2 separate regions of the Homo sapiens genome follow, and region 2 is linked to region 1. Evidence: chromatin loops called from intact Hi-C (ENCODE). Cell type or tissue: CD4-positive, alpha-beta T cell. All regions are shown on one strand. Links, peaks and the distances in the headings refer to the core of each region. The heading gives the core; the rest is flanking DNA.

Region 1 (15,765 bases), core at 6,006-11,005:
GGCACGATCTTGGCTCACTGCAACCTCTGCCTCCCAGGTTCAAGTGATTCTCATGCCTTAGCCTCCTGAGTAGCTGGGATTACAGGCATCCGTCACCATGCCTGGCTAATTTTTGTATTTTTAGTAGAGACGGGGTTTCATCATGTTAGCCAGACTGGTCTCGAACCCCTGACCTCAGGTGATCTGCCCACCTCGGCCTCCCAAAGTGCTAGGATTACAGACATGAGCCACCGCACCTGGCCTATTTTTGCCATTACTTTCAGTGGCAAACCGCAATTACTTGTGCACCAACCTAATATATATTTGCTCTTCTATTTATATTCTTTTGGCCATTTTTCTATTGGGTTGTAGTTTTGTCATCCGGGACAACTCTACAGTCATTCAAACTGTTTATCTGTCATTTGTTTTGCAATTCTCCTTTCTGTTTTTTTTAACCTTTGCTTATGAAAGTATCTTTTGCCAGTGAAGCATTTCAGTCAAACATATCTCTTTTTTTTTCTTTTTCTTTTTCTTTTTCTTTTTTTTTTTTAAGATGGAATCTTGCTCTGTGGCCCAGGCTGGAGTGCAGTGGCGTGATCTCAGCTCACTGCAACCTCCACCTCCTGGGTTCAAGTGATTCTCCTACCTCAGCCTCCCGAGTAGCTGGGACTACAGGTGCATGCCAGCACACCTGGCTAATTTTTTGTATTTTTAGTAGAGATGGAGTTTCACCGTGTTAGCCAGATTGGTTTTGATCTCCTGACCTCATGGTCTGCCCACCTCGGCCTCCCAAAGTGTTGGGATTACAGGTGTGAGCCACCGAACCCGGCCAAACATATATCTTTTCTTTCCTAGCTTTTGTGTTTCCTTTCTGGTCTAGAAAGTTCTCCCACACCTACAGGTCATACAGTATTGTCTCAAACTTTGTGGAGAGGGAAATATTGATTACAGATAAAATCTAGTAAAAGGGAGGAAAGGAAAACATCAAGAAAGTTAATTAGGACATCCAGGAGAAACTATGCCCATCAGCTAGAGCGTTGAGGTGAAAGAGAAAACAGGCAGGGGGCAGGCAGCAGGTAGAATGGTTTGTCTCCTGTTAACCGCAACAGCGAGGGATCCAAGGCCCAGAGGAAGGTTGCACCTGGAGCTGCCCTCTCTCGCAAATTCCTCTCCCGGTTACTCTGGCACTAGTATCCCAACCTCCATGGTCATACAATTATAGTGAAAGAAACTTTGTGGAAATGAGCTAACGTCAGCAAGAGGAGGGCTCCTGTGTCTGCTGAGCTCTGCACCATGGGAGGCCTGCCAGGTGATGTGTGGTGGTGTCAGGAAGGTGCAGACTAGAGGTCCCCAACCTTTTTGACACTACAGACTGGTTTCACAGAAGACAATTTTTCCATGGACGGGGGTTGGAGGGGATGAAACTGAAACTATTCCACCTCAGAGCATCAGGCATAAGATTCTCATAAGGGTGTGCAACCTAGATCCCTATGCGCAGTTCACAACAGGGCTCACGCTCCTATGAGAATCGAACGCAGCTGATCTGACAAGAGGCAGAGCTCGGCCGTAATGCTCACCTGCTGCTCACCCGCTGCTGTGTGGCCCCATTCCTTACAGGCCATGGACTGCTACGGTCCCTGGCCTGGGGTTTGGGGAGCCCTGGTGTAGACTAAACCTCGGGTGTGGAAGGGTTTGCTCGAGTCCACCAGCTGGCAGGCAACTCCTAGCTGTTGCTGGCCAGAGATCTCCTGCTGCTGCTACACATCCAAGTTGGACACCCCAGGAACTGGGAACAAGGGCTTTAAAAAGTGGGTGCCCCTCTCTCTTAGGGCCCTTGGAAGGGTCTGAGCTATCCTGGCCCACATCTCATTGCCTGATCATCCTGTCAAGAGTGGGCCATCCAGAGTGTGCTGGAACCGGTTGACTGGGAATTGGGAGTCAGCCACCTCAGGGGTTGATTTTCCAGTTAGAGTTTGTCTACCAGGAATTAATGTTGACATGTGTTGAGAGATGAGGGGTCCAACTTTATTTTTCTAGATAGACCCACTATTTATTAAAGAAGCTGTGATTTTCCCATAAAAATGAAATACCACCTTTATCATTTATTAAATTTTCATATTAGTTGGGGTCTATTTCTTTTTGTTTGTCCACTCTGTTCTGATCATTTGTATGTCTATTCCTATTGTTTGGGGTACAGTTACTTTAGAGTGCTGAGTCTGGGCTCCCTGTCTATTCTCTTTTTTTTTTTTTTTTTTTTTTGAGATGGAGTCTCACTCTGTCACCCAGGCTGGAGTGCAGTGGCACAACAGCTCACTGCAACCTCTACCTCCTGGGTTCAAGCGATTCTCCTGCCTCAGCCTCCTGAGTAACTGGGATTATAGGCGTGTGCCTCCACACCCCACTAATTTTTGTATTTTTAGAGGAGTCGGGGTTTCACCATGTTGGCCAGGCTGGTTTCAAACTACTGACCTCAGGTGATCTGCCCACCTCGGCCTCCCAAAGTGCTGGGATCACAGGTGTGAGCTACGGTGATGGACCCCTGGCTGTTCTTTATTAATGATTTCTTGGTAACTGGATATTTATTTTGAGAGAGATGCCTTTGTATCATTGCGTATAATTAAAAATCCATTGGTATTTTATTTGGGATTGTATTCATTATATATTTGCTATCATAATCTATTCTCTCTCTTGCAAAATACGTTAATAATCTTACCATCTAAGGACATTTTTCCGATCCTGTTCTGTGTCTTTTAATTTGACCTACAGGTTACTTCATACAGGTTCCGTATTTAATTGATTGCCAAGTATTTAACAGATGTGGGGTTTTTTTTTTTACTATTATGGATGGATATTTTATCCAATTCATTTTTCATTTGGCTCTTGTTAATACAGAGAAACACTATAGATTTTTGTGTATTTATTTTTTATTAGACCACATACCAAATTCTCTATTAATTTCTCTATTTTGTCCTCATTAGATTCTCTTGGAATTTCTAGGTACCTTATTATTATTTTTTATTTTTATGGGTACATAGTAGGTGTATATTCTAGGTGTATTATATCAGCAGCAGAAAGAAATAATTTTTATCTTCTTTTCAAAATGTATTCTAATGTTTCCATTTTGCCATCCTGTTGCATTTGCTGGAACCACAACAATGTGTATAGTGATAGTAGAAGGCATCCTTGTCAGGGTCCTAATTTTAATTCAAATGGCTTTTTAATGGAAATGGTGCTCTGTCATCCAGGCTGGAATGCAGTGGCAAGATCCTTGAGCTCCTGGCCTCAAGCACTCTTCCCTCCTGGGCCTTCCATAGCTCTGGGATTACAGGCAAGAGCTACTGTGCCTGCCACCACCACCCCTCCCCCGCCACCACTCCCCCACCCCACCGCTGCACCTTTTTTTTTAAACAATTTAGAATGCTCCTTGCCTAAAAAAACCAAAAAACCAACAAACTAGTCTCCAGTTTGTAGCAGTTTCTTTCTATTCTAGTTTTTCTCAGAGTTTTATTAAGATTGGCTGCTGAACTTTATAACCAGCATTTTCAGCATATATTAAGTTGATCAGGGGGCTTTTTGTTTTCCCTTTAAATTGTTCATGTAAAGACATATGACTACCTTTTCCTGATGTTGAATATTTCTGGAATAACCCTTATTTACTCTTACTGTCTTGTTCTTTGGACACACTGCTGGATTCTATTTGGTAATGTTCAATTTTTTTACATTTACATCTGTATTGATTACTGAGATTGGGCCATAGCAGAGGTCAGCAAATTACTGCCCCTGGGCCAAATTCAGCCCACGACTCGTTTTTGTACATCTCACGACCTGAGAATGGTTTTTACATTTTTTAATGGTTGCGAAAAAATTAAAAGAAGAGTAGTATTTTGTGACAATGGAAAATTATATCAAATACAAATTTCAGTGTTCATAAATAAAGATTTATTTGGAACACTACTGCACTCATTCATTTACATATTGTTCGGAGTGCTTTTGTGAGTGGTAGAGTTGAGTACTTGCAAAAGAGACTGTATGGCCCCAAACCTAAAATATTTACTATTTGGCTCTTTACAGAAATGTTTGCCAACCTCTCTGGTCTATCTTTTTGTTGGGGGAGGAGCTATCTTTATCAGATTTGGTATGAAGTGTAATCTGGCTTCGTAAAATGAATTGGAGAATTTCTTTTCTTTTTTCTATTATGTGGAATAGTTTAAATATCTTTGGAATGATCTTCTCTCTAAAGGTTAGATAAAGCTCAGCTATGAAACTATTTCTTCCAGGGCAATATTTAATATATAAAAATATAATCTTCCTTGGTAATTGTTCTATTCAAGTTTTCTATTTTTTCTTGGATTGATTTTGGTAATTTAGATTTTGTTAGAAAACCATCCATTCCCTCAATAGTTTCAAATTTGGTTTGCCATAAACTTGCATAGTGTTGTTCTCCTTAATATAATTTTAATTTCACCACATCTGTAGTTGAGTCTCAGTTCTCATTTTCTGTCTTGTATATTTTTACCCTCTTTTTTTTCTTTAATCTGGTTTATAAGAGAACTGGAGAGTCTATCTGTTTGTTTGTTTGTCTGTTTTTCAAAGAAACAGCTTTTGAGTTTATCTTTCCTTTAACTTTTTTTCTTGGTTTTCCATTTCACTAATTCAAACTTTTATTATCTCCTAGTCTTCATTTATGTTAGATTGTTTTGTCTTTTTTCTCACTGTTAGGATGAGTTCCCACATTTTTGGGATGTATTTTGGGGGTCTATCTTCCATAATAAGGCATTTGAGGCTGTTGGGGTCCATCCTCCATAATAAGGCATTGAGGCTGTGAAATTCCCTCTAAGCCCAGGCTTTATTAGGAAGTGGTCTATTTTTTCATTGCTTTATGGGTAGTTTGCAATTTTATCTTGATTTCACCTTCCTTTAAGAGTTTTTCTTAATTTCCAATGAGGTAAGACTTTTATTAATTTTTAAATTATTTGTTTCTGATTTTATTGGATATGATCACTGAAAATATGTATACAATTTCTATTTTTTTGTTGTTTTTAAGCTTCTTTTAGTGGCCAAGTACATGGCAGTTCTTTGTTAATATTCTCTGGACATATGAAATAAATGATTATTCTCTGTTTGAAAGATATAAAGTTCTGTATGTATCTGCTGATGACTGCTTGATGATTACTGTTTATTCAATTCCCCCATGTCCCTGCTTTTTGGCTACTGATGTTGAAATTTCTTACAATAATAATCGCATTCTCCTTGCATTTCGTAGTTCTAATAATTTGTTAGTTGATTCTTTGGGGTTTTTAAAGTAGGTGACCATATCAGTTATAAATACTGACAACTTTGTAGTTTTTTTCCTCCAGCATGATACCTCTTTCTTTCCCTCCCTCCTTCCTTCCTTCCTTCTTTCCTTCCTTCTGCTGTTGCACAAAGACTCAAGAACAGCGTTGAAAAGCATTGTGGGGAGTGGCACCACGTTTCCCTCTGACTTTAATGGGGTTGTTTCTTATGCTTTCCCACCAGTGAGGACATTTGCAGGAGTTTCATTTTATCTAGCCTTAGCAAATTAAGTACATTTCCTTCCATTCTTGTGTGCTAATTGTTTTTTGCAATCAAGATGTTTATTAAATGCTTTTCTTTTTAATAACAGCATGTAACCACCCGGTGGGTTCTCTTTGCCTGCTGTCTAGACAGAGCCAATATCAAGACAGGGGAATTGCAATAGAGAAAGAGTTTAATTCACACAGAGCTGGCTGTATGGGAGACCTGAGTTTTATTATTACTCAAATCAGTCTCCCTGAAAGCTTGGGGATAGGGGGTTTTAAGCATAACTTGGCAGGTAGGGGGTCAGAAAGTGGGAAGCGCTGATTGGTCAGGTTGGAGATGAAATCATAGGGAGTCAAAGCTGTTCTCTTGTGCTGAGTCAGTTCCTGGGTGGGGAGGCCACAAGACCAAATGAACCAGTTTACTGGTTTGGGTGGTGTCTACTGATCCATCAAGTACAGGGTCTGAAAATATCTCAAGTACTGATCTTAGGTTTTACAACAGTAATGTTATCCCCAGGGACAATTTGGGGAGGTCCATAATCTTGCAGCTTCTAACTGCATGACTCCTAAACCATAATTTCTAATCTTGTGGCTAATTTGTTAGTTCTGCAAAGGCAGTCTAACCCCCAGGCAGGAAGGAGGTTTGTTTTGGAAAGGGCTGTTACCATCTTTGTTTCAAAGTTGGGCTACAAACTAAATTCCTCCCAAAGTTAGTTCAGCCTATGCCCAGGAATGAACAAGAACAGCTTGGAGGTTCGAAGCAAGATGGAGTTAGTTGGGTCAGATCTCTTTCACTGTCAGAATTCTCTCAGTTATAATTTTTGCAAAGGCAGCTTCAAGCAGGAAGGATTTCACTGTTTTCCTCTTTGATCTGTTAATATGGTAAATTACATCGATATATTTTTCCCACGGAAACCTCCTCACAGTGGTGGGCTTTAGCCAGATTTTAGGCTACCTGACACCTCCAGGGAAGTTTAAATTTTCCCTCTGAAGTTTTGATAATTGAATCTGCTGAAATAGACTGACGATAGACAGACAAGAGAAAAGGCATACAAATGTATTAGCATGCAAGCACATGGGAATCATACAAGCATGAAACTCAAAGAAAAGTCAGATAATTGAAGCTTAAATACCTTCTTCACATGGGAGAGGAAAGTGGAAGATGTAGACAATTCTAGAGGAAGAGTAAATGATTTTTAAGAAGGATGAATGAGACTGAAGCACAAACAATAGCTGAAGGCAAAGTTCTTCTAGGCTCTAGTAGGGGTGGTGATAAGTTGTAGGAAGGTGAAGGGTGGAACTGCATTGCAAACAAAGGTTGTTTTTGTTTGTTTGTTTGTTTGTTTGTTTGTTTTTGAGACAGAGTCTCGCTCTGTTGCCCAGGCTGAAGTGCAGTGGCGCTATCTCAGCTCACTGCAACCTCTGCCTCCCAGGTTCAAGCGATTCTCCTGCCTCAGCTTCCTGAGTAGCTGGGATTACAGGCACGTGCCACCATGCCTAGCTAATTTTTGTATTTTTAGTAGAGATGGGGTTTCACCACGTTGGTCAGGCTGATCTTGAACTCCTGACCTCGTGATCCACCTGCCTTGGCCTCCCAAAGTGCTGGGATTACAGGCGTGAGCCACCACGCCCAGCCAAAGGTTGTCTTATTATGCAGATAAAGCCTCTTGGTGACAGCCCTCAGAACAGATGAAAAGTCTGCTCATGCAGATGATCTTTAATTTCTTCTTCAGTGAGTAACTATCCCTTTTTAATTTGATTTCAAACAGTGGATTGAAGGCAATTGTGTTTCTTTAAAAGAACTTCCCTCAGTCAGATAAAGGAACTCAGAGAGAGCCCCTTCCCGCACTTGGGGGGAGAAACAACGGAAGATCAAAGACCTTGATTCTGAGGCAGCTTGGGAGGCCTTTCATTCAAGGTGCTTAGTACGGCAAAGAGCTATACTTTGGGGGTGTTGTTTTCTGAGCCCAAACACACCTGATTCCCTTCCCCATGTCTGGGGACTCTCCTTCTTATCTGTCTGGGTGGGAAACAGCCTGCCTCTAATTATAGAGCTGAAAATACCAGTTTCTCACTTTCTCAGCTCCCCTGGCTGCTGGGACAGACATGTGACCAGGATTGGCCAATCAAATTTGTGTGCTGAGAATTTTCAGTCTGCAGCTTGGGATCCAGAGAACCAGGATAGCAACCCCTGTGTTGGTGCTGGAATCCTCAGCAGGCTGGTTCTGTGGTATGATGTTTTCTGTGGTTCTGGGTGCATAACTTCTCTTTGATCTGCCTGTTTTCTGAGCCTGGTCCCTGGGCTTTCTGATAATTTGGTGAGCTACTAAATATTGTTTCAATACACTTCTATTTTGCTTAAGTAAATATGGATCTGTTTATGTTTGTAGTTAAGATGAATGACTAACATATTTGCATTTGTGGAATAAATCCTACTCATTCAAGCATTATTTGAAATCACCATTGGATTCAGTTTGTTAATATTTATACCTGTGTTCATAAATCAGATTGGCTGATAGTTTTCTCTTCTTGCACTGTTCTCATCTTATTTTAGTATTAAAAGGGTGCCAACTTTTGGGGATTTTTTGGTTAGAAAAATTCCTACAGTAGAATTGCTGGATCAAGGGGTCTGTACATTTTCAGTTTTGATGGCTATTGTCAAATTGCTATCCAAAGAAATTTTGCCAGTTTACATTTTGACCAACAACATATAATACTGCCTGTTTCTCTCTATCCTTGCCAACACAAAGGACCTGTTATCAATCTGTTTTTTTTTTATGGGTAAGTTGAGCATCCTTGCATATGTTCAGAGTCTTTCTTTCCCCAGCTGTTTTGTTTTCTATGAACTGTCTGTTGATGTCAAAGAACATCAACAGAGAGTTGGTGTTTAGTTTTTCCTCTTATGTTTTTTGTTGGGGAGGGAGGAGGCATGGGAGAGTGAGGATTTAACTTTTTGTCCTACAGTGACCTGTTGGTCTGAAGTTTAAACTCGGTTCCTGGATGTTGGTTGTAATGGCTGTTGAAACTGGAAAAGACCCTCACAAAGACCTGCAATGCAGAGGGAAGATGGCGTGATTGGCTCTGTCTTCCAACTCAAGACATTCACTTCCAGTTGCATCCACCAATTATGCAAAGGTTTTTATTGAAGTCTGGTGAAAAAAATTTCATATTCCCTAATGATAATCAGTTGTTCTATAAACCAGTCAGAAGTTGTTGCATTTTTATATTTTTAACAACTGGGTCCAAAACCAATACAATGATTTTGTAAGTAATAAGTAGGTGAGGAAATTCTATTTCCAAAGTTTTAGGTGTTCGACTGAGAGAGTTGTTATGAGTGAGTCACATTCCTTTTGGCAACAGAATCACATAAAGAAGGAAACATTTCAAACATCTGTTTTCTAAAAGCATTTCCACAGTATCTTAATTTGACTGATGAGGAGCTCCCTCTAGGGGAGAGAAAAATATCAGCACCAGGGTTTCTTGTTTGTGCATTTCAGCCTAGGGGTTTTTGTGGAAATCTTTTTAATCCCCTTGCCTGTGCTGGTAAGGCTTAGCATTGTTAGAACTAGACAATGCGATCCATACATGCTTTGTCAGTGCAGCACAGTCACAAATGATCATCTCTCCCAGTTCATGGAAAGCACATATATTGGCCTGTCTCTCTTACCAGAATGTGACCTTTATGTGGAGAGGGCTTTGCCTGTTTTATTCTTTTATTTAATAAATACCAGTGACAGTACCTGACACATAGCATGGTTCAATAATTTTTGAATCAATGAACAAATCTTTGAACAAAAGTTTTGAGCTTAGTGTAGCCTGAAATCCATGACTAGGCTCTGTGGCCAAGGGCAGGCATTTGTCTGTGGCCTAAGGCTGAGTAGTCTGTGCTGTGGGTGTGGGTGAGGTTTATTTAACTGGCTTAGGCCAAATGTATTCACTCAATGCTTGTTTATTGAGCACCGACTATGTGCCAGACACTGTTATAGGGGCTGGGCTCCCAACAGTGAAAAGGGCAGGCAAGATTCCTGAACTTAAGTAGCAGTGATATAGAGAATGTTGAGATGGTAATACTTGTTATAGAGAAAAATCAAACAGGGAAGGGAGATAGAGTATTCTGGCATGGAGAGGAGGTCTTGATTTTATCTGTGGTGAGAGAAGACTTCACTGAGAGGTGAAGGAGGGAGGGAGGAGGTTGAGCAGCCACCTGGGAGACAGTCATCAAGGCACTGAAGCAGGAACGTGCCCAGCATGTTTGAAGAACACGGAGGAGGCCGGTACGGCAGAGCAGAGTAAGGGAGGGGGAGAGGGATAGGGGCTGGAGTCAGAAAGATGTGGCCTACAGATGTGAAATTCCTAGAGAGAACGGTTGAAGATTTTCCAGCAGTGAGGGAGGACCCTGTGAGTCAAGGGCAAAAGCAGGCCTGGAACTTTCCTGCATCCTTTCCTGCTTCTAAAGGTGATTTTCAGGTTTTCTCTGAGACCATTTTCTTCGAAAGAGTCAGATCATCAATATGAGGTAACAGTGCCTACGGTGGTTCTGCTGCAGCCCACCTGTCAGGAGGTGGGAGATGTTCTAGGATAGTATGGGGTACAGAGGGGAGAACCTGCTGAACTGGATTCTGGCTGAACTAAGCTAAACAAGAGACAGCACTTTAGACCCTGAACGTCAGAGGTGGAGGAAGGGACCATCTATCTCTCTCAGCTCCTGTCTGTAGGTCATCGGGCCCCACTTAATTGCGGCCACCACTCTCATTGAAGAATCTTAATCTAAAAACTCTGGAAACCTCCCAAGAGCCAGAAAGAAACAGCCTCCACTGGAGATGACAAAACAAGATTAACCTTTTTGGACATTGATATGATTCCCTTTAGCCTCATTTTGTTATTGTTAGATTCTTTTTTTTTTTTTTAACAGTCTACAAATTGTTCTAAACTTTGTAGTGTAAGTGGTGATGGGCAATGGCGCTGTCCTGGGCTTCCTGCTAGCCAGTTGAGGTGGGGGTGTGTGCCAACACCTCTTGCTGCATCTGGTTTCATGACATATTTAGCTAGCCTGGCTCCAGATGGAAAGCCTGGCTGCAGTCAGTACTCTAAGTCAGCCTGATCACAGTATTAAGAGTCATTGTTATGGTCACACACCTCATTGTCTATGACAAACAAAACGCACTTATTCAAGCCCTAATCTGTATAATGAATTAGGGTATCTGATGGGGTGACCCACACTCCTGAGAATTCTTAGTAGGACACATGAATGTCAAGGGATGGAGTTGCAGGGGAATGACTTTGCCATGGCAACCTTGCATATATCTACACCCCCTGCAAAGGCGAAGGCTTGAACCACAGCTAATCTGAGTCTTGGCAGAACACTTCTTGATCCCCCTTGGAACAGAAGAGGATGGGAGGCTTGTAAGGCATGCTCTGAGGCCCTTATCTCCCTTGGGAGGCTGTCATGAGACAGCTTTCTCTCTCCTCTCCAGTCCTGATGAGGTGTGGGGCTTTCTGCCTCGTGCCCCTCAGAATAGAGCTACAGAATATAAAACCACATAGCTGCAGTCTAGACCCCCTTGGCTCAACAGCAACAGGGTATCCCACGACTTGCCTTGTAGTCATCGAATCCCTTTTGTGTTGTTCCTTTTGTTGTGTGAGACAAGAACCACAGGGAGCTGGCACTTTTGACTAATCTTCCTTTTTCTATCTATGTGAGTAATTGAAACAATCAGTCTGAAGTGGCTCGATTGGATCGGTTAGACCTTGGCCTTCGTTTTCTCTTGTGTGCCTTGTGTGTGCTTGACAGAAGGCCACGTACTGGGGGTCAGTTATCTGTCACGGTTACCGTGAAGCCTCTGAACTGGGAGAGCTGTAAGTTGTAATGCTGATGGTGTGCGTGTGTGACTGGCATGATAAAAAAGACCAGTGGAAAAATGAGGCAGTGGCTCCCTGTGGCAAGAGGAACTGCACACACCTGGACCTCGTTCCTGGCAGATGTTTACACACCTCCTTGCCCCTTGTGGGTGGGGTTAGGGAGGAATCAGAATCTGCATTCTAAGTAGTTGCTGGGACTCCTGAGGAGAGTGAAGCTCATTTCCTGACCTGTATCTTTTACAGGGCTAAGGAAACATAGTGCTAGATTAAAGTCTGTCGTGTCTTGAATTTGAAGTCTAGCCTACCCTCCCAGTGGTGGGACAGACCTGAATCTTCAGACTAAGGATGAAAATAAGTCCAAATAGATCAGTAATCACAATAAGTTCAATGAGTTAAACTTGATAATTAAAAAGCAGTTTGATAGATTACATTTAATAGATCTATATAATGTTCATAAGGGATATATCTAAAACAAAGTAACACAGAAAGTTTGAAAACAAAAGGATAGAAAAAAGATATATCCGGCAAATTTCCAACCAAAGAAAACTACCACAACAAAATATAATTTAAATCTTAAAAGGAATCAAGGAATCAGCGAACTATGGCCTGCAGGCCAGCTGAACCCACCACCTGTTTTTAGAAATAACATCTTATTGGAACACAATCACTCCCCTTTGTTTACATATAGTCTGTGGTTGTTTTTGAGCTACAATGGCAGGGTTGAGTAGTTGTGACAGATACTGAATGGTTGTCAAAGCCTAAACTTTTTACCACCTGGTTCTTTATAGAAAAACTTTACCAATTCTAGTTGTAAACCAATGAAAGGAACACTACTCTAAGATGCTATAATACTTGGGAATTTTTATGTACGCAACATAACTTCAAAATATGAAAATAAAAAGGCTGATAGAATTACAAAGTAAAGGGCCAGGCACAGTGGCTCATGCCTGTAATGCCAGCACTTAGGGAGGCTGAGGTGGGCGGATCACGAGGTCAGGAGATCAAGACCATCTTGGCTAACACGGTGAAACCCCGTCTCTACTAAAAATACAAAAAAAATTAGCCGGGCATGGTGGCGGGTGCCTGTAGTCCCAGCTACTCGGGAAGCTGAGGCAGGAGAATGGCGTGAACCTAGGAGGTGGAGCTTGCAGTGAGCTGAGATCGCACCACTGCACTCCAGCCTGAGCAACAGAGTGAGACTCCATCTCAAAAAAAAAAAAAAAAAAAAATTACAAAGTTACAAAGTAGATAATTCTACATTTATACCTATTTCAGACACTCATGGATCAAGGAGACAGAAAAATGGTAATAGGATATTTGAAAAATCTTGTCCACATACACACACACACGTATGAATTGTAAATGGAGACAATTGGGCAGAGAGTGGCAGAGCTGAGGATCATATGCATAGATGCATGAGGGGTCATAGTGGTCATGACCAGCCAAAATTATGAAGCCATCAATGTTACAAGGCAGAGAAAACAAAGACAATGGAGATCATGAAAAAATGGTAGTAACAAGAACAATTAGAGCATAAAAAAGTTAGCCAAACTGGAGAGACCAGCCCAGAGTGAATGCCACTAAAGTCCTGAGGAGTCCCAGAGCTACCTTGCATTCCATTCAAGTCTTTCAGATGCTCCATTTTATGACTTGTTTGTTTGTTTGAGACAGAGTATTGCTCTGTTGCCCAGGCTGAAGTGCAGTGGTGCAATCTCTCAATCTCAGCTCACTGCAGCCTCTGCCTCCCGGTTCAAGCAATTCTCCTGCCTCAGCCTCCCGAGTAGCTGGGATTATAGGTGCGTGCCACCATGCCGGCTAATTTTTGTATTTTTAGTTTCGCCATGTTGGCCAGGCTAGTCTCAAACTCCTGACCTCAAATGATCCACCTGTCTTGGCCTCCCAAAGTGCCGGGATTACAGGTGCGAGCCACTGCACCCGGCCCATTTTATGACTTTTTAAACCTGCATCTCCAGAACGCCCTCTTCCTTGTGTTGATCTTGTATTGGCCGTCCATCATGTGAGCTAGCCCAAGAAAAGCCATCCTTCTTGTAATAAAGGGAAATAAAGTAAAATCTCCTTTTGAATGTCTTGCCACAGCTATGACACAGTGCCATGGTGGACACATAGATGGGTGGGTGAAGTCCAGGAGAACCTGGTCTGCCAGGAAGTCCTAGTGGGACTTGTCCCTCCCCCTGGTGCTGGTTGTCACAGCTAATCTTGAGGTTTCTGGCTTCCTCTGGAAGGAAACAGATGCATCAGCCCTGACATATTAAAACAAGCATGTGAATACCTGGGTTTCCTATACTGTCTCATGTGCAGTAAGGAGCAAGGGTTTGGGAATCAGTACTATATGAATGCTGTAAACTTCGTTACAATGCCCACTTTTTTTTTTTGTTCCCCATGTATGAAACCTTGAAAATAAAGAGGAATAGTTTGCTTCCCTGGGAAGCATTGAGGAGAGCTGGAGAGCTAGGCAGCATCTAGATTTGATGTGAGATAAATCCTCAAGTGCCACAAAAGGACAGAAAGGAAAACAGACCCAAGGACAAAGGATCAGGGCCAAGGGACGCATGTCCAGGGCCAGTCAGGGCCTGAGAAGAGGGTACAGAGAGGGCCCTCAAGAGCAATGTGGCCTTGGTCCTTTCTTTTTTGTTCTTTTCTTTTCTTTTCTTTTTGAGACGATCTCACTCTGTCGCCCAGGCTGGAGTGCAGTGGTGCAATCTTGGTTCACTGCAACCTCTGCCTCTTGGGCTCAAGCAATCCTCCCACCTCAGCCTCCTGAGTAGCTGGAACTACAGGTGTGTGCCACCATGCCCTGGCTAATTTTTAAATTTTTTGTGGAGATGAGATTTTGCCATGTTGCCCAGGCTGGTCTTGAATACCTGGGCTCAAATGATCCACCTGCCTTGGCCTCCCAAAGTGCTGGGATTATAAGCATGAGCTACCAAGCCCGACCTTTCTGTTTTCATAAAAGACTGTATCAGGAAAGAACTGTGCACGGACCACACAGAGGAGAACTTGGTAAGTGATGGGATTCAGGTTTCACGTATTTTTACTTACACCCCTATCCTATCTTTGACAGGAGGGAAACAGACAACTGTTGCATTCCTGTCCACAGAGCCTCTCCCTGAAGAAGACTCAATTATGCGGCCAGCATCCTAACCCTGGGCTGTAGTCACTTTCGATCTCATGATTTTTCATCACTTTTACCCATGCCTGGTGACTGAACCATCTAGAAACAAGCTTTGGGCATTTGCCATTGTATAGGAAACATAGCCATATCTACCCAGTTGGCAGAAGTATCCCATGACTATCCCAGGATGAGAGGGACCCTGGAAATTCATAGACTCTGAGACTGATTAGGAAGCTAGGGTTGTGGATGTCATTGTTATAAGCCAAAAGGAGAAATAACCGTATCTTATGCAAATCTATCTCTTCTCTATAAAATCAACTCTACAGAAATGCATAGGCAACTATAATTGAGACCCAGAAAGTTGAAGAAATATTTTAACGGAAGCAGAAGGTAAGTAGGTGTTCCATATAAAAAAGAGAAACCCAGATTATTACTATCAGATACTTAAGTGTCCTGAGGATGCTGAGCTGTGCCTCCTGTGTGGAGGCACACAGGATTCCTCCCAAAAATAAAAAGGGTCACCCTGATCAGTAAACATTGGTAACTGGTTCCTCATCTTCCTGGGTAGTGGTAGAGGGAGTGGGAGAGGTGGTGAGAAGGCAGCTAGAAAGCCAAGGAGCTGAAATTTTGGGCAGAATTTTTGACAGTTTCTGTGTAAGGAGGCTTCAAAGTTGGAGACCAGGCCTGCTAAGGATAGGGGCACACTAGTAAATCCCCAATATTTAACAGTGGAAGCCAAGAGGGCTATACCATACCAAGAGAAAGGTGGATTTAAAATAGGCCATTAACATTTCCCATGGTGGAAGCCCTGTTTCACATCTTAATCTCTGAAATTGGGTTAAAGTGATCCAGGATTGCTAATGCTCCAGTCACCTACCAGAAGCAAATGTAAATCGCCTCTGAAGGAAGGCAGCATAATCTCAGACCTCAACTTATTTTAAAATTTTTTCTTATACAACCATCCAGCACTCCATTAAAAAAAACCCAAACTTAAACACAGAACAAAAAAAAACCCCACCCAAAACACGAGAAATAATTGACACCAAAAACAGACTCACAGAGGATCCAGGTCATGAAGTTATACACATTTTAAAATTTGTAAGCACACTATGCCTTAATGTGTTAAAGAAAATAGAAGGCAAAATGAGAATTCAGCAGGAAATTGAAATCTTTCAGAAAGTATCATATGGGAATTTTAGAACAGAAAAGCACAATAACTCAATTAAAAACTCAGTGGGTAAGTTTCAGCAGATT
Region 2 (15,765 bases), core at 4,639-9,638, 120 kb before region 1:
CCTTAGACCTCAAGCTGGTGCTGGGAGATGGCCAAGGGGGCTAGTGGAGCCAGATGAGTTACTTAGAATGTTCAGAATGCTGAAGTCAAAAACTAATCCAGCATCACTAGCACCCTGTGAGCGTCTGGCTGTTCTTACAACCTATGGTGAGTCAGAGCTTGCTAATGTAACCTACTGCTATGCTATGGGGTGGTGCTGCCCACAGCTGGATGGGCTGGCAGCTCTGTCAAGGGTTCTTCAGCCTCTACTACTAAGCCATGCCAAACCAAGCATTTGGAATCCCCAGCTCTGATTTCCTTGCCTGGAGAGCTCAAGTGCACAAGTCCTGCAGTCTACCCAATGTGTGCTGACCGGCTTACTGGGGCACTAGTTGAAACAGGATGTACTGGTTCCCTCTCTGTGCCAGGTTCTACTCTACACCTACACTCTGGAGATGAATCAGACCTGGCTCTGCCCTCAGGAAGCTCTGTGTGGCTGACATGTCAGCCCCACATAAGTGATTCTCCAACAAGACACTGTGCTTGATGTCCACAGAACTTTGAGCTGTAGGTTCAGGGAGGCTGCCATGAGTCTGCTGGGGAGGCTCAGAGAAGGGGTAGATTTCAGCTGGGCCTTCTCATGTAAGTAGAATTTTGCTTTGTTGGGAAGGGGTACTTGGCTAAGAAAACTGTGACAGCAAGAGCCTGAAGACATGGGATGACCAGAGAATTGTGGTTAGTAGACATGTCTTGGGTGGAGAAAGGTGGAAGGGTTTGCCCAGCCAGGTGGTGGGGAAGTACAGCAGGTTGAGAAGAAGGATGTGGCACAATTTGCCACCTTTGTTTTAGGAAGTTAGCTGAAGGGCAGGTGGAGGAGGGAAGGAGATGAGGCAGGAGGCCGTAGAAGAGATTGGGCTGGGTCCAGGTGAGAGGCGACATGGGTTGGTTGAGGTTTTGCAGTCACATGGCCAGGAGATGGCACTAACTGAAGTTGGGAGCACTGGAGCCTGAGTGGGATGGGACAGACAGTGGGCTATGGGGAGCTCCTAGAGCAGATGTGTGACCCTCACCCCTTCAAGGGCTCCGTTGTGTAAGGCCCTGCCCCCCCTTCCACACCTGGCCCAGTCAGAGCCTTCTGCAAGAAGAGTCCTTGCAGCTGGCTGTCTTCTCATTGGCGTGTCTGCCTGTTCTGGAATCAACAGGTTGCCTCTTGGGTTGGAGGTGCTAATTCCTGGATGGGAAAGGGCTAAGGCAGCAGGGTACCCTGGGGTCAGTGCTGGAGGCTGGTCTAGGGAAGAGTGAGATGGAAGAAGCCTGGCATGGGATATTCTGGCCTGGCCACTGCCTCCTGCAGCTTTCCCAGAGATGTGGTGGACCCCATGGGGTGGGCCCTGGGTCTCCAGGGTTGGTTGGTCATAGTCTGACTAGGGTGCTTGTCTGGGGGACTGTGGCCTGAGAGCACAGCCTTGAGGCTAGCAGTCCCGAGTTCTGATTCTGTCCCATCACTGTCCTGCTGAGTGATCTTAGGCATATCCCATAATGTTTCTGAGCCTCTATTTCCTTGTCTGCAGAGTAATGATAAAATACCTGCTTCATAGTAGACTGAGAAGAGTTAAGTGATATAGGTGAGGCATTTACCCCAGCACTTAGCCCTCAACAGATGCTTAACAACAACAAAGATGGGTGGGAAAACCACTTGTGCTAACATATGCTGAGAGGTCAGACTGAGCAAACCTAGACCCTTGGCCTGGCTGTGGTCATTTGGGTGGCACAGAGGATGATGAACAAGTCAAGGTGGCCCTTCTGACCCTGCCCATCCCAGTCCTGGGTCAGTCCAGAAGACACCTGTGTCCCCATTTAGAGCTAGGTCACACTTGGCACCTGGGATGGCTCAGGGACACTTGGGTCCCCATTTACTCTTGGAGCTGGTCAGTGCATTCTCTGCCTGACAGAGATTGTAACAGGTTCAGGGAACCATGGACCCCCAGGCTTCAGGTGCTCGTGGCTATCACAGACTGGTCCGGAAGGACCTGAGGCCTCCTGGTCCACACTCCATATTATGGAGGGAGAAACAGATTCAGATAGTAGGAGAAAGGCACTGATCTCATATGTTTTTGTTTTCATTTAACAAATATCTGAGCACCTGCTCTGTACCAGGCTCTGTGTTGGGCACTAGGGTACCATGGGGACCAGGACCTGCCAGTGTGTGGGTGTTAGGAGCCTAGAGGAAAGGCCCCATCCTGGTCCTGGAGTGGGCTGAGAACCAAAGGTTTTTGTCCCCTAGGCTGCCTCCACCAGCAGTGTGCAGCGTGGCATGCTCTGGTTCTCAGAGAAAGAGAATAGAGGCTGACCTGTTCAGTGTCCCACCCCCACTGTGTCCTTCCCTAGCCCAGAGTGACAGGAGCCAGAACCTGCTTCTCTGTGAGTGTGGGGAGGCAGTGAGGCTGTGTCAGGCTCTGTGAGTGGGGTGGTGAGTAACCAGGTGAGAGGTGCCACCTGGCTTTAGATGCTGCCCACCCCATGAGGTGTGACGGACAGCTCCCTAGCCATGCCTCGTCCTGTCCTCAGCTGGGCAGGGAGTAGGCTGGTCCCACCTAGGCTGGGTGTGGACCCAGGAAGTAGCACAAGAAAGGGTACCACTAAGATTGGACAGTGGCAGTTGGTGTGGACCTGTTCATAGTAGCTGCTGCTGGAGCTGTTAGCCTTGTGCCCTGGAGTCCTGTATGGGAAGAGGCTGCAGGTCTGGGTGAGTGGTTCTTGTGAGGCAGGAGGAAGGATTCCATTCTCCATCCCTGAAACCCTTGGCATGGTTGGGAATGGGAAGGTGGGGAAGAAGTCTTTTGGGAAGTGGACAGACCCTGGCAGGGGCTCATGGGTGTACTCACCCACCTCAGAGCCCAGCATTCATGGAGTGTGGGCCATTCCTCTTCAAGGTATGCAAGGGATGGGGTATGAGTTCAGAGATAAGGATCACATGTAGGCGGATGTCAGTCACAGATCTCCCTTACACACACTGGTCCATACTGCCCTTGCATGACTGGGGAAGGGTCCTGACTAGAAAAACTGCTCTGCCTTTAGCCCTGCTTCTGCGGTGGGTGCTGGGGGCTTGGAAAGTGACTTCAGGCTCCCTTTTGGGGCCTGGTCCCTCTGGGAGCCTTCAGTGTTGGAGGGGAAGGAAGGAGCTGAGAGGACCCTGAGTGCCTCGCTTGATCCTGGCCAGCTCTGGCCTGTGGACAGGCCCTAGTGGCTGGGCTGCTATCACTGTGCCTGTGGGCCCATCCTGTCTGCCAGGCTGGCTCTCTACCTCCTGCCCCACCCTGTGCCACCATCACCTCTGCTGCTATGTTTGGGGCTTAAGCAACCTGCCTGCTTGCTTATATGGGGAGCCTGGCTGGGGCAAGATGGGTGTGGCAGCTAGTTCAATTTATGTGGCCCAAGTGGGCCTATATTTGCTGCTTACATCTACTACCTAGGAGGTGGTGTTTGCTCCAGGCATGGAGTGGGTTGGGGAACTGGTGGTACTTGCTTCTGCCTTTAGTAAACAAGACTGCCATTGAAGCCCCCTTTCCCTTAGTCCAATGAGAACCAAGGCCCAGGGCCACTAGGTCTGCAGGGGCCTGTGGTCATTTGGCTGGCATGACCACAGCCTCACAGAGGCTGGTGAGAGTTCTGATGTAGGCCTGTGTCACACTCCCTCCTCCCTCAGTGTGTGTGGAGAGAAGGCTCCCTGCCCTCCCTGGAGGCACTTAGTTTGGGTGGAGCCTGGGAAGGGGTGAGGGAGTAGGATTTCCCAGGACTGACCTCCTCAACAAAGGCAATGGGAATGTGGGCTGGGATGTTTCCTGAGGGCTCAGGCCGCCCCCTATCCTGGTTACTCCATGGTTATTTTCTGCCAGGTGGAGTCCAGGCATTTGCTGTGCAGCAGGTTAACTATGTGGGACAGGTCTGGAAGCACGAGCTCCTCTCTGCCCACTAGAACTGTCCTTGAGGTGAGGTGAGACGAGGTGTGAGAGGAAGGGGCTTCGGATTTGCCCTTCTGGGTTTGAATCAAGGCTCCACTGCTAACCAATGTGTGACTTTAGGTGAGTCACTTGGCCTGTCTGAGTATGTCTCCTCATCTGTCACATGAGGATAAAAGAATCCCTACCTCAGGGTTTTTGTTTTGTGGGGGCTAATTGATAATGATATGGCCCAATACCCAGTTCTTTAAATAGGTGGGTGTCACACTTGACATCCAGTCCTGCCTGAGGACCTCATGCCACTGGGACTTTGTACTTTTAGGGACCCTGCCTGCCTCTCTGGTTTAGTCCCAGCCTCCTGCAGGTTGTCTGGGCCATGTGAGGCGGCACAGTGCAGGGAAAAGCCATTGTGCAGCCCGCTTTCACTAGGGCCAATTTCCGGGACTCCTGGATGCCCCTGGGTTGTGTGGCGCAGCTCTGAAGCTGGTCTGCTTGAGTTTGAATCCTGACTTCAGCACTCCCTTGCTGTGTGACCTTGGCTGAATGGCTTGGTTGTCTGGGCCTTGGGAACAGGGTTGAAAACAGTACCAACCACAGAAGGCTGTTTGGATTTAATGAGCTTATGCTTGGAAGGCAGAGTCTGGGGAAAGTGGTGAGTGCCTGGTCAGATATCAGCTGTTTTTAGGATTCTGTTTGAAGGTGTAGGGTTATAGAGGAAGGTTCCTGAAAGGTTTCTAAGTAAACTCACCTTTGAGGGCTGGTATCTTGTTGACTCCTTTCTTTCCTCCCGAGCCTGAAGAATGAGGCTTGTCCTCTGGCCTAGCTGTCTGCATCATCTCGTGTCCTGACTGGTGCCTGTCTCCGTGTGCCTTTGGGCATAAGCTTCCCAGGGAAGTTGGGGGTTGGCGTGTTGACCTGTAGCACCTAGGAGGGCAAACGAGGTCCCGTATCAACCACCTAGTCATGGGCCAGTGCAGCTCGTCTATTCCCTTGGGAGTACAAGTGCAAATGAAGGGCCCTGCCTCTACTTTCCCCCTTAACTTGGGTAGCTCTGGGTCAGTGGGCTGGCATGGGAAGAGTAAGGGCAGCCCTCTGTGCCTGGGTTTGAGAGATGGTGCTGCTGTCCCTGTCAGGTTGTGTAGGTTGTGGGCCTGGGGTTGGCAGTTTGTATTAACCCTGAACCCAATGACTACATTTGGTCTGGGCCGCTGACACCATTTCTCATTCCTGCATCCTGGAAGATTATCAGTCTTGTCCAGTTCCCAGACTCAGCGAGGTCTTGGCTTGGCAGGGGCCCCGAGATGGCTGTCTTCGCTATAGCCTCACACAATAGGGTCGGCAGGGCACTGTGACACCACTCAGGAAGGGGCAGTGGGGCCAGCCTTGGGACTAGCTCGTACCTGGAAGCCTCAGGTTCTAAGCAGACTGCCCTCTCCTCCCAGTAATGGGACTCAGGAGGCTTTTCAGCCCAAAGGAGATGCTCTGGGGCCTGGCATGCCTCTGTTGTTTTCCTGGTACTCTTGCTTTGAGGACACATCCTGGATGGGCTTGTCTTTACCCCGAGTGGTGGTGGGTCTGGCCACTGCCCTGTTTCCCAGATGTGGTTCCTTGTAGGTACTAGTTCTGGTCCAATTCTTGTTCTGGGCAGAGGTACCCAGAGAAATAGCTGATCTGGGGAGGAAGAGGAGCAGGCAGGTAGGGCTGGGAGGCCCAGGCCTATGTCCTAGGGTTCGGCCCAAATACAGATACTCATTGAGCCAAGGTGGATGGGGTCTCTTGCCCATCAGGACATCCCAACCTTCTGGGCACTTGACAGCCTTAGTAGGCCTTTTCCCTGGAGGCGGGTCTGGGCTTTACTGGGAGGCCAGGAAAGCTTTCCTCTGCCACTGGATCAGCCTTGCCACTCCCTAGGTTATTTTAGGGCCTGTCCCATTTCCTCCTTGCTGGTGCCTTGTTCAGCTGCTTCCCAGCTTCAACTTTGCATGGGGCCACTTAGTGGGTGGTAGGCTTGCTGAGAGACCTTCTAGGCTCCTCCTTAGGCCAGGGCAGGGGAGGAGGTAGGAAGTGTTCTTACTTGTGGAATTAGGGAGTTGCTTAGCCAGGAAAGGAGCTGCTGTGCCCCACACACCTCCTGGATCCTGGGAGCCCTGTCTTCTTAGCTCCCTTCTTCCACTTTGACAGGAGCTCTGCCTTTTCTCCAGGTGGAGGGAGAGGAAGTTTGTTATGGTGCAGGGCTTGCTTGTGTGTGCATGCATGTACTGTCACTGAGCATGCCTCAAGAACTTTCTGTGTGCGCAGGATCCTGGACCTTTTTGCCTAGAGGCCTGGAGTGATGGAGAGAGATGGGGAGGCCATCAGTTACAGTGCAGCACAACACCTGCTCCCTGGTGGGTACTTGGGATCAGAGAGGAGGGGCTGCTTGGTGGAGAGCAACAGAAGGCTTTGAAGGGGAAAGTTGAGCTGAGTCTTGCAGGATGGGCAGGAGTTTCCCAGTCAGAAGGGACTCTGGAATAGGGTGAAGAAGGACATTTCAGGCAGAGGAAGTAGCTTACGCAAAGGCAGGAAGCATGGGAGGATGTGGCATGTTTGGGGAGCTGCAAATAGTTTCATGTGGGTGTGTGTGGGGGTGTGGCGGGTGAGGAGGCTGGCAAGGCGGGCTGGGCCAGAGCCTGGATCTGTCCCTCCCTCTGCCATGCAGACACTCAGTTGGTGCCTGCCCACCTGGGCTCTGGCCCCTGCTGGGGCCTGAGGCTGCAGAAAGGGAGTGCAAGGTGAGTGTGTGGGCAAATTCATGCAGTATTATGTGGGCCACTCCAAAAGAGCCTTGCCTATTGGCTTGTGAATTTAGTTTCATCCTAGAGGTAAATTGGGAGCCATTGAGAGGTTCTGAGCAAGATGACCACATGTGTTCTGGTGTCTTTTGGCTACTGAAGAGGATGTTGAGCTGGGAGTCCCATAAGGCCTGCTGAAGCGTTCCCAGGAAAGACCCTGGAACTCAAACCCAGGCAAGCCAGCTGTAGAAAGGAAGAGAATAAGTGACCTTTCATCCGTTTCTCCATATGACTTATGTAGATGTTTCTTTTGCACAGCACAGGTTGGTAGGGTCAGGGACATGAAGATAGGCTTTGTGGCAGGCAGTGTCTCTTGGCTTGTCAGCAGGAGGCCTGCCAGATAACTTCCTGCCTATCTGGTCATTCTCAAGTCTTGGCGTGTGAGTAGGGCAGTTCCACCATCTAGAGACAAGAGATGGTATTGCAGTGATCTCCTGTGCCTCTGGGTGGGGTGGGAGGAGCTTCAGGCCAAAAGAAGTGACTGTGTGCAAGGTAGACTTATGGAGGGCAAGAAAGTTTACAGCAAAATACTGGGGGAGAAGAGAGTGCCACTGAGCCACGCTGAAAGGCTCTTCAAGAGGGTATTTGAACCGGAAGGACAGGCAGGGAGGAGCTGCATATTCAGAGGTTTGGGTGGTCGGGCATTCTAGGCCATGGACAGTTGTTTGGACTGTGTCATAGCTACTAATAACCACAATTATGGGGCATTTGCTGAATGCTGGACCCAGGCTAAGCTCTCGTGAAGTTTCTTGTTTAATATGGCAGTTCTGTAAGTAGATATTGAGGAACTGGGGCTCCCAGAACCCAAGGGACTTGTCTAGAATCACACGACTCAGATTCGCACCGTGGCCTGCCTCTCTCAAGCTGTGTTTCTGACCACTACACCCGGTTGCCTGCTACTAAAGCTCTGAGCCAGGTTTGGATGCCGTAGGCTTCAAGGGGGCTGCAAGGGGACCAGAGCTGCAGACAGTTGAGGGTGACCGTTAGGGTCTGCTTAGAAGTGAGAGCCTGGAATAGGTGCCCAAGTCCCAGGCAAACTGTGACTAAAAGGAAGGCCTGGGTTGGCCTGAGTAGAGGAGGCCATTCAGGGCTGAGAAACCCCCAGGGGATTTCAGAGAGGGCTTGGAAAGGGCTGTAATGGGAGGGAGAGGTGAGAACAGGTAATAATGACTTCACAGTGCTGGGAAGGAGGGCTGGGGAGAGGAGTAAGTGGAGGTAGAGGGAGAAGCCTGTTTAAACTTAGGGGTCATCCCTGTGAAGGTGAACTGCTGGCAAAAAAAATTTTTTTGCGGTGGGTAGGGAGAAAGGAGCCTTTAGAGTTGAGCAAAACCCAGGATTGAGGGTACAAGGTCTGTGCTGAATCTCTTGGATTCAAGATCATATGTCTCTGAGGGCCCAGTCTGAAGGCTGGTACAGACTTAGGCACCTGGAAAGCTGACGTGGGAAACAGGTAGCAGTAGGTGAGACAAAGTGAGGCCTCTTGATGCCAGGAGGAGAAATGAGTACTGGGCCTTGCAGCATTCATTCAGTCCTAGGAAGTGTTGGAGGCTCACATAGGAGCCTTACATGGCTGAGGTTTCTGGGAGCCAGAGGAGGGAAATTAGGTAGGGAGGCAAGCAGAGTGGGAAGTGCAGGCACTAGCAACCTACAGAGATTTGGAGGGGAACCAGTGGTCTTGGCTTTTAGCCAGGAAGGGACTTAGGAAGTGGGATAGGTCCCTGGATGGGCCATGGGTTGCAGAAGAAGTCTAGAGGCTCTGGTGATGGTAGCTGGCCCTGCCAGAGGGGTGGGGAGGATGATCTCTTCACAGAATTTCACCAGCAACCCAGATGTCAGTGATCCCAATCCTATGTCCTGACAGGTGCTTCCTGCAGCCCCTCCTCAGCCACTTGCCAGGTCCTGACCCTGCAAGCATGTGTGTAAACACACACACACGTGTTCTTGCTTTCCTAGGGCATGACCGTGGAGGGCTCTGAGCTCTTTATTACCACTCCTCAGTTTTGCTCCCTTGCCTGCCATAATTTCTCTGCCTGTAAAGCCTGCTCTTCTCCAGGAGATAGGAGGGAAATTAGCTAATAGGATTTTGCTGGACCCAGGCTGCAGGATCAGCCACTGTACAGTTCTGCTGGTGGCCCTGGGGCGTGGGGGCTGACAGAGGGTCTTATGGTGGGGTGGAAGGGCCCCCTCAGTGGAGCCATGTGGAGGGTGATGGTTCAGAGGTCCTCTCCGCCCTTCCCTCTCCTGGCCTCCAGAAGGGCAGAGACCAAGTCTAACCCCTCACTATGATCCCTGGGTTTCCACAGGGCATGGCATGTTTGTTGAAGGAATAGATGAGAGTCCTGTGGTACGATGCCACAGGCAGGGGCCATAGGTGGGTTCCAGTAAGAAAATAGCTAGCTGTGTCCTGGTATCTGGGGCTGCATGGCTTGTCAGAGCTGCTGGTTCTTTTAGGCCTGATCTGGCACAGTCCCAGGAGGAAGGAGGTCTGAGGGCCTCCTTCCTTTGGCCAACTCTCACACCCATGCTTTGCTTCCCCAGGTGCCCCCTGATAAGTGCCGATGTGCCGTGGGCAGCATCCTGAGTGAAGGTGAGGAATCGCCCTCCCCTGAGCTCATCGACCTCTACCAGAAATTTGGCTTCAAGGTGTTCTCCTTCCCGGCACCCAGCCATGTGGTGACAGCCACCTTCCCCTACACCACCATTCTGTCCATCTGGCTGGCTACCCGCCGTGTCCATCCTGCCTTGGACACCTACATCAAGGTGAGGCACAGGCCTGGGGTGTGTGTGTTGGGGACAGCCAGGCCCCTTGGGTGGAGCTGAGGAGGACTGCCTAGAATGGGAGGAAGAAGTGGTTTTGGGAGAGCAGCACCCTGGGGCCCTCATGGAACAGGTACCTGTGGAGCTAGGAAGATGGGCAGAGGTTGTTGGCATCTCTTTCAGATGCCCAAGATCTTTTGGAAGCCGGAGCATATCCCAAGAGCATGGAGAACTTGTTCATAAATCTGATCTGGTTAGTTTGGCTCTGGCTTTGACCAAAGACATCCATAGTGCTTATCCCACACTCCTGGCTCAGATGAATGGACAGGCCACTTTATTCTCATCCTGCTGGAGGCCTGCAAAGCAAGGACCTGAGGCTCCCAGTGTCTGGGCAGGCCCCAGGTAATCATGTATTGCCCGTGGCCCTGCCTGTGCATGGGCTTATACATCTGCTCCCAGAGGCCAGGGCTGGGACAGCAGTGGCAGGCTCTGTTTCCTTTACTTCCTGACTTGGTTACTGGCAATGCTGGCAGCCCAACCTTCCTGGAGGAAGGAGAGCCAGTCACCTGGTCATCTGACGGGTTTCTGTGTCTACAGAAATTTTTTTAAAACTTGCCCTGTTACACATCCCTCCTCCCCTAAACGTTTTGTAAACTTGGTTGCTAGGGAAATGACCCCAGTTTGGGCTTGGACGTGATTGTTCATTCATTTAACTTGTATTTATAGTCTGTGTGCCAGGTGCTATAATGGGCACAATGTGAATGAAACGTTGGTGCATGAAACAGCCATTCACAGTGAGGTGGTGAAGATAGGTAATAAATATCAGACAAAAATAGGACGTGTGCTAGAGAAGGAGAGGGTGAGAAAAGTCAGGGAACCAACTTGGACAGAATGGTCAGGGACAGCCTCTCAGAGGAGATAACCTCAAGGCAGAGTCCTAGAAGAGCCTTTAGAGAGGAGATAAGAACTTCTAGTCAGAGCTTTGGTCTAAATGCAGCAGGAAGTCACTGCAGTGTTCCAACCAGGAAAATAACACAGTTGGAGCCACGTCTGTACAAGATGAGCTGTCCCATCTCTGGGCAGGGTGGGACTGGACCACAGATCTGGGACCAGGTGGAGATGCTTAGGCCTGGGGCTAAGGAATTAGCCTAGGAGGCTGTCATGAATCCCATTGTGAGTGGTGGCAGCTTGGGCAGGCCCAGCGGCTATAGAGCTGTGGACAAGGATGGAGATTTACAATCACTTTTGGGATAGAACTGATAGACTTTGGGTGGATTCACTGTTGTGGAAGGAGAGGCAGTGAGGGAGTCACAGAGGGCTCTGCTCCCCTCTGGCCTGGGCAGGTGGGCAAGTATGTAGTGATGCTTTCACTGACATGTGGGGAACTGAGGGAGGCCCTGGTTTTGGGGGGAAGGTAGCTATTTGGGCTATGTCAGGGGAGCTGCCTGAGATACATCTAAGTTGGGGGGTGTGGAGTCAGCAATGGTATGTGTGGCCTGGAGTTGAGGAAAGGCTGGGCTGGTGGATATATTTGGGGACATCAGCCTGTTGGCAGTATTTGACCTGGGAGGCTGCCCTGTGCCTCCCTGCCTCTGTGGGACCAGGTAGGCAGTGGACAGCCTGTGGCAGCAAAGGCTGCGCAGAGGGCGTGGCCAGTGTGGCAGGGGTCAGGGAACAGGACGAGAGTCAGTGGGAGTGAGAGCCTGGTACACTTGGAGGATCCTTGCAACTTTGTTCACCAAAGCAGCTTGGGGAAAGGGACACAGCGTTGATGATGGAAATGGGAGTTCAGATGTCCCTGGAGTCTGGTGTTGGGGCTGAGGAATGAATAAATGAGGCCCTGGGTCACCAGCTGTGTCCTTGGCGGTCAAAGACAGGTTTGAAGAATCAGGAGTGAGAAGACCTGGAAAGGGGAGGGCTGTCACGGTGATAAGGCAAGGGCACAGGGAGAATAGAGGGGAGTTTCCTTTGTGAGCTGGAGGGTGGTGGCCAAAAGGGGTGTGGGGCAGGATGTGCTTGCCTGGCTGCGGTTGGACTGGAGGTGGGGGCGGGCTGGCTGGTGGTGTGGGCAGGAAGGAAGATACCAGTGCCCTAGGCCTGCTTAGTGTGCTGCCTCTGGGGAGTCCCGCCCCATTTCATTCAAGGAAGGCCTCTCCAGTCCTGTCGGTGCCATCCTCAACCTCATGGGCCCATCTGGAGGGGCACCCCTGGGAAAGAGACTTCTTGGGTTCCAGACCTCAGAACAGGACATGTGGCATGTGGTGTGGTGGTGAGCAACTCAGCCACCAAAGCCTTTTCCTGGCTTCAGGGGTTTATTTTTAGACACCTTTGTCCAAATTTCCCGGCCCCTGACAGCTTCACAAGTTGCCTGGTTTTGACGTCACCTCTTTGATGAAAGCCCTTCCTCCTTCCTCCCCGCTCCCATGGGAGCCTGTCAGCTGTGCTCCTGGAGTGGGGGTTGAGACAAGGAAGCCAGTGATATGGGGGAGAGCAAGGGGCTTCTCCCAGAGACAGGTGTGAGGCATGCTTGTGTGGGCTTGGCCATCAGCGGGGAGAGTAAGATAGAGGCCGGCTGCCCACAGAAGAGGCATGGCCGAAGGTCCTGGGCTTGTTTTGGCAGCAGGGTGTGGGGGTTGCCTCTGCCCCTGTGTTTAGCCTGACCTTGCGTCTTGGGGAACAAAGCCAGGGGAGAGATGAGGAAGGGGCTAGCTCTGTTTGCTGGTCACAGCCTGCAGTGGACAGGGGTGGCCCTGTGCCTCTCTCAGCCCAGGAGACAGCAAGGAGAGAGTATAAGGCTCCCTTCCATCCCTGCCTTCATCTCCCCTGCCCTGAGGTCAGAGAAAGGAGATTACTAATGAGACTAGTTGCGTCTCACTCTTCTAGCACCGACAGCTTTTAACTGTGTGTGCGTGCGCGTGTGTACACCCTTCTTTTTCTCTCTGGATCTGGGACTGCTGTGAAGGCTCTTCAAATGGAATGACAGCAGCCGTCAGCTTTCTGCTTTGGCAGGGGTGAGAGAGGCCAGGAGCCCTGCTGCCAGGAGTTGCGGGGGGAGGACTTGGCAGGCTCACCAGCCTCTCCAGAGGCTAGGTGAGGGGCAGGGGTGAATGGATCTTAGCTTCGGGTTTGGGAGGTGGAGAGCAGCTGCTGTCCCGGGAGTTGCAGATGTGCCTGAGCCTGGAACAGGATTGGTCTCATGGGACAGAGGGACCTGAAGTTCACGGCGAGAGGCCCAAGGAGAAGCACTTGTCAGGACTCTCGGGATTCTGGAAGGGATGGCTGATCTCAGCTTTCCTGGTTTGCATGGCAGCCTCTGGCTCTCTGGCTAGCCTTCCCCAGCTTGGCAGCCTGGCAAACTGCTATAGATGCTGGAACTCTGCCTTTCTCCATATAAACTGCTAAGGGCCCCCAGGCTGAACACTCATTCCCCTGGAATCCATGCGTACTGTGTGACCATCACTCCATATGGAAGATGCCTCAGCTTTGTCAGGCTGCTCCGCTGGAGTCCAAGGAGGTGGCCTCTAGTACAGGAGGAGACCACTCCCCAAGTCCCAGGAAAGGGGTATCTTCTGGAAGCTGCAGGATGGAACAGAGCTTGCTTGAAATTGCAAACCTGCAGAGGGGAGATGGGGCCCAGATGTGAGCCCAGAGCAATGGGCAGAGGCCCCCAAATTCACCAGTCTTAATGAGTGTCCAGGGAAGGCTTCGGACACATGGAACAGACCAGGACTGAGGGATGGGCCTGGGAATTCGATGTGTGGGATTGTGTGTGTAAGGTCTCTAGTGCAGTTTGCTCATATCTGTCTGTAGCACTTGGTGAGGAAGGCCATTGAGAGTGTTTGACACACAGCCAAGCCCCCATGCCTGATTTCTCTCCCAGACCCGTCCAGAATCTTTTTCAAAAGTGCCCTTCCCCATGGTCTCTGATTTCAGGGAGTTTTTAGGGGGAGGGTCTTTGTAAAATGGTTTGAGCCTCCTCTCCCAAGTTTAGGGTGTTACAGGGCATTGTTCATGTAGTGGCTGATTGGCTGGGGAGTGCAGGTGGCCCTGGAGGTCAGACTAATGTCTGACTATCCACCATCAAATTGGAGAAAAGCGTGTAAGTAAGGAGGGGTCACCGAATATAGTGAGCCTGTGAGGGGAACCTTGGTGGCCGAATTCTGGGACAGCTGGGTTGACTGGGACTGTCTTACCAGGGGCTTAAAGGGGATAAGGCCAGGTGTGGTGGCTCATGCCTGTAATCCCAACACTTTGGGAGCCTGAGGTGGGAGGATCACTTGAGCCCAGGAGTTCCAGACCAGCCTGGGCAACATAAGTGAGATCCTGCCTCTAAAAAAAACAGAAAAAAAATTAGCCAGGCATTTGTAGTCCCAGCTACTCAGGAGGCTGAGGTGGGAGGATCGCTTGAGCCTGGGAGGTCAAGGCTGCAGTGAGCCATGATTGTGCCACTGCAGTCTATCCTGGGTGACAGAGTGAGACTCTGTCTCAAAAATAAATAAATAGATAAATGAAGGGGGCATGGTGGCTCACACCTGTAATCCCAGCACTTTGGGAGGCTGAGGCAGGTAGATTACTCCAGCTCAGGAGTTTGAGACCAGCCTGGACAACATGGTGAAACCTCGTCTCTACAGAAAAAAAATACAAAAAAATTAGCTGGGCGTGGTGGCGTGCACCTGTGGTCTCAGCTACTCGGGAGGCTGAGACAGGAGAATTGCTTGAGCTCAGGAGACAGAGGTTGCAGTGAGCCAAGATCACGCCATTGCACATTAGCTTGGGTAACAGGAGTGAAACCCATCTCAAAAAAATAAAAGTAAAAACATTAAAAAAAAAAAAAAAGGGAAGGAAGGAAGTAAAGTAAGAAAGTAAGGCAAGGACCCCAGACCATAGTTCTCAGACTGCCCTGGCTGTGCTGAGGTGCCCTGTGGCTATCAGCCTGTGGTGGGAGCTGTACTCAGACCCTTTCCTGCTTCACCTGGAGTAGTTCTGCCTGTGAGTTTTACAACCCAGGTGTCTTGAGCTTTTGTTTGGAAGGGAGCTTCTAAGGCTCAGCTGGTTTGAAAACCTCTGTCCTAAGAGAGGGGCAAAACTGGGCAGATGCCACCTCCAGTCCCGCCCACTACATGTCTGTTCTCGATCCTGAGGATGCTGTAACTGCAGTATGAGTGGAGCTGGGAGGCACCAGGGCCCAGCCCTTGTGCAGGTAGGGCAGGAGCTCCAAAGAGAGGCACTTGTCTTGAGGGGAGTGTGACTGATTGGAAGCTGGACCTGGAGGGACCCTGGGGAGCTGCAGGTTGGAGTTCTCCTGGGGTGGTGGTGACTGAACTCCTGAGTGGTGGGTGATAGCATTATGGGGCAGCCAGCTTGGAACTAAGGCCTGTGGGCCCCAGCAGATTGCCTGTGGAAATGGGTCAGCCTGTTGAGCAGTGGCTGTGAGGAAGCTCGAAACAGCCTGGCCACAGCCTGTGTTCTGTCCAGTGGGCACAGAACCGCTTGTGTTTGCTTCCCTTTAGTCTGCCTCAGTGACCCTGAGGGAGTCAGTCGGTGGGTCTGAGTCCACACTGGGGCCAAAACACCAGTGCAGAGCAACAAGGCCTCGGCCGGGGAAATACAGGTGAGGACGCCACGTGTGGTGGCTCACGCCTGTAATCCCCACACTTTAGGAGGCTGAGGTGGGTGGATCACCTAAAGTCAGGAGTTTGAGACCAGCCTGGCCAACACAGTGAAACCCCATCTTTACTAAAAGTACAAAAATCAGCTGGGCTTGGTGGCACACACCTCTAATCTCAGCTACTCAGGAGGCTGAGGCACGAGAATTGCTTGAACTCGGGAGGCAGAGGTTGCAGTGAGCTGAGATCACGACACTGCCCAGTGAGCTGAGATCACGACACTGATCTCCAGCCTGGGTGACAGAGCAAGACTCCGTCTCAAAAAAAAAAAAAAAAAAAGCAGGTGAGGGAGCCCCAGCAGGAATGTGAAATCTGTGGTCATTTCCCTCTTCCTGCCTGTCACCTTTGCCAAGCTAACATGGGAAGCTTCCAAACTTTATTTTTAACAAGGGAGGCCCTCTTGGCATCTCAGCTCAGTCACTTATTCAGCAGTTATTTACTGAGGTCTCTTGTGTGTGTCATTGTTCTGCGCATGGAGGAACCAGCTAGGAGGCGTCATAGAGTCCTAATCAAAGCCAGCATCCCCATTGTTTTACAGATGGGGAGGCTGAGGCCTAGGGAAGGAAGGTGCCCC

The links. Peaks named below come from ENCODE experiments on the same cell type or tissue, not always from the same donor. Only the 100,000 strongest peaks of a DNase experiment are listed, where the experiment ranks them.
Region 2: it touches region 1 in a loop (6-fold over the local background); 3 of 110 quality-filtered maps call a loop at or near these places.

The regions. Positions count from the first base shown.
Region 1 is chr3:51,791,128-51,806,892 of GRCh38, forward strand. LOC105377087 (a long non-coding RNA gene) reads left to right here. Exons shown (of 3, transcript XR_940838.2): 3 at 14,461-14,895. Among named protein-coding and RNA genes, the nearest start is that of IQCF6, 20 kb to the left of the region's middle. RefSeq lists an enhancer at 10,733-11,484. In CD4-positive, alpha-beta T cell, for the core only: a CTCF peak has its summit at 8,977 (motif pointing left); a DNase peak (open chromatin) is centred at 8,974.
Region 2 is chr3:51,675,107-51,690,871 of GRCh38, forward strand. TEX264 (testis expressed 264, ER-phagy receptor) reads left to right here. Exons shown (of 5, transcript NM_015926.6): 3 at 9,307-9,528. Among named protein-coding and RNA genes, the nearest start is that of TEX264, 12 kb to the left of the region's middle. RefSeq lists enhancers at 3,519-4,277, 11,885-12,500, 15,733-15,765 and a silencer at 11,442-11,491. In CD4-positive, alpha-beta T cell, for the core only: CTCF peaks have their summits at 7,192 and 7,397; DNase peaks (open chromatin) are centred at 6,545 and 7,175; H3K4me3 peaks cover 910 bases; H3K27ac peaks cover 1,693 bases.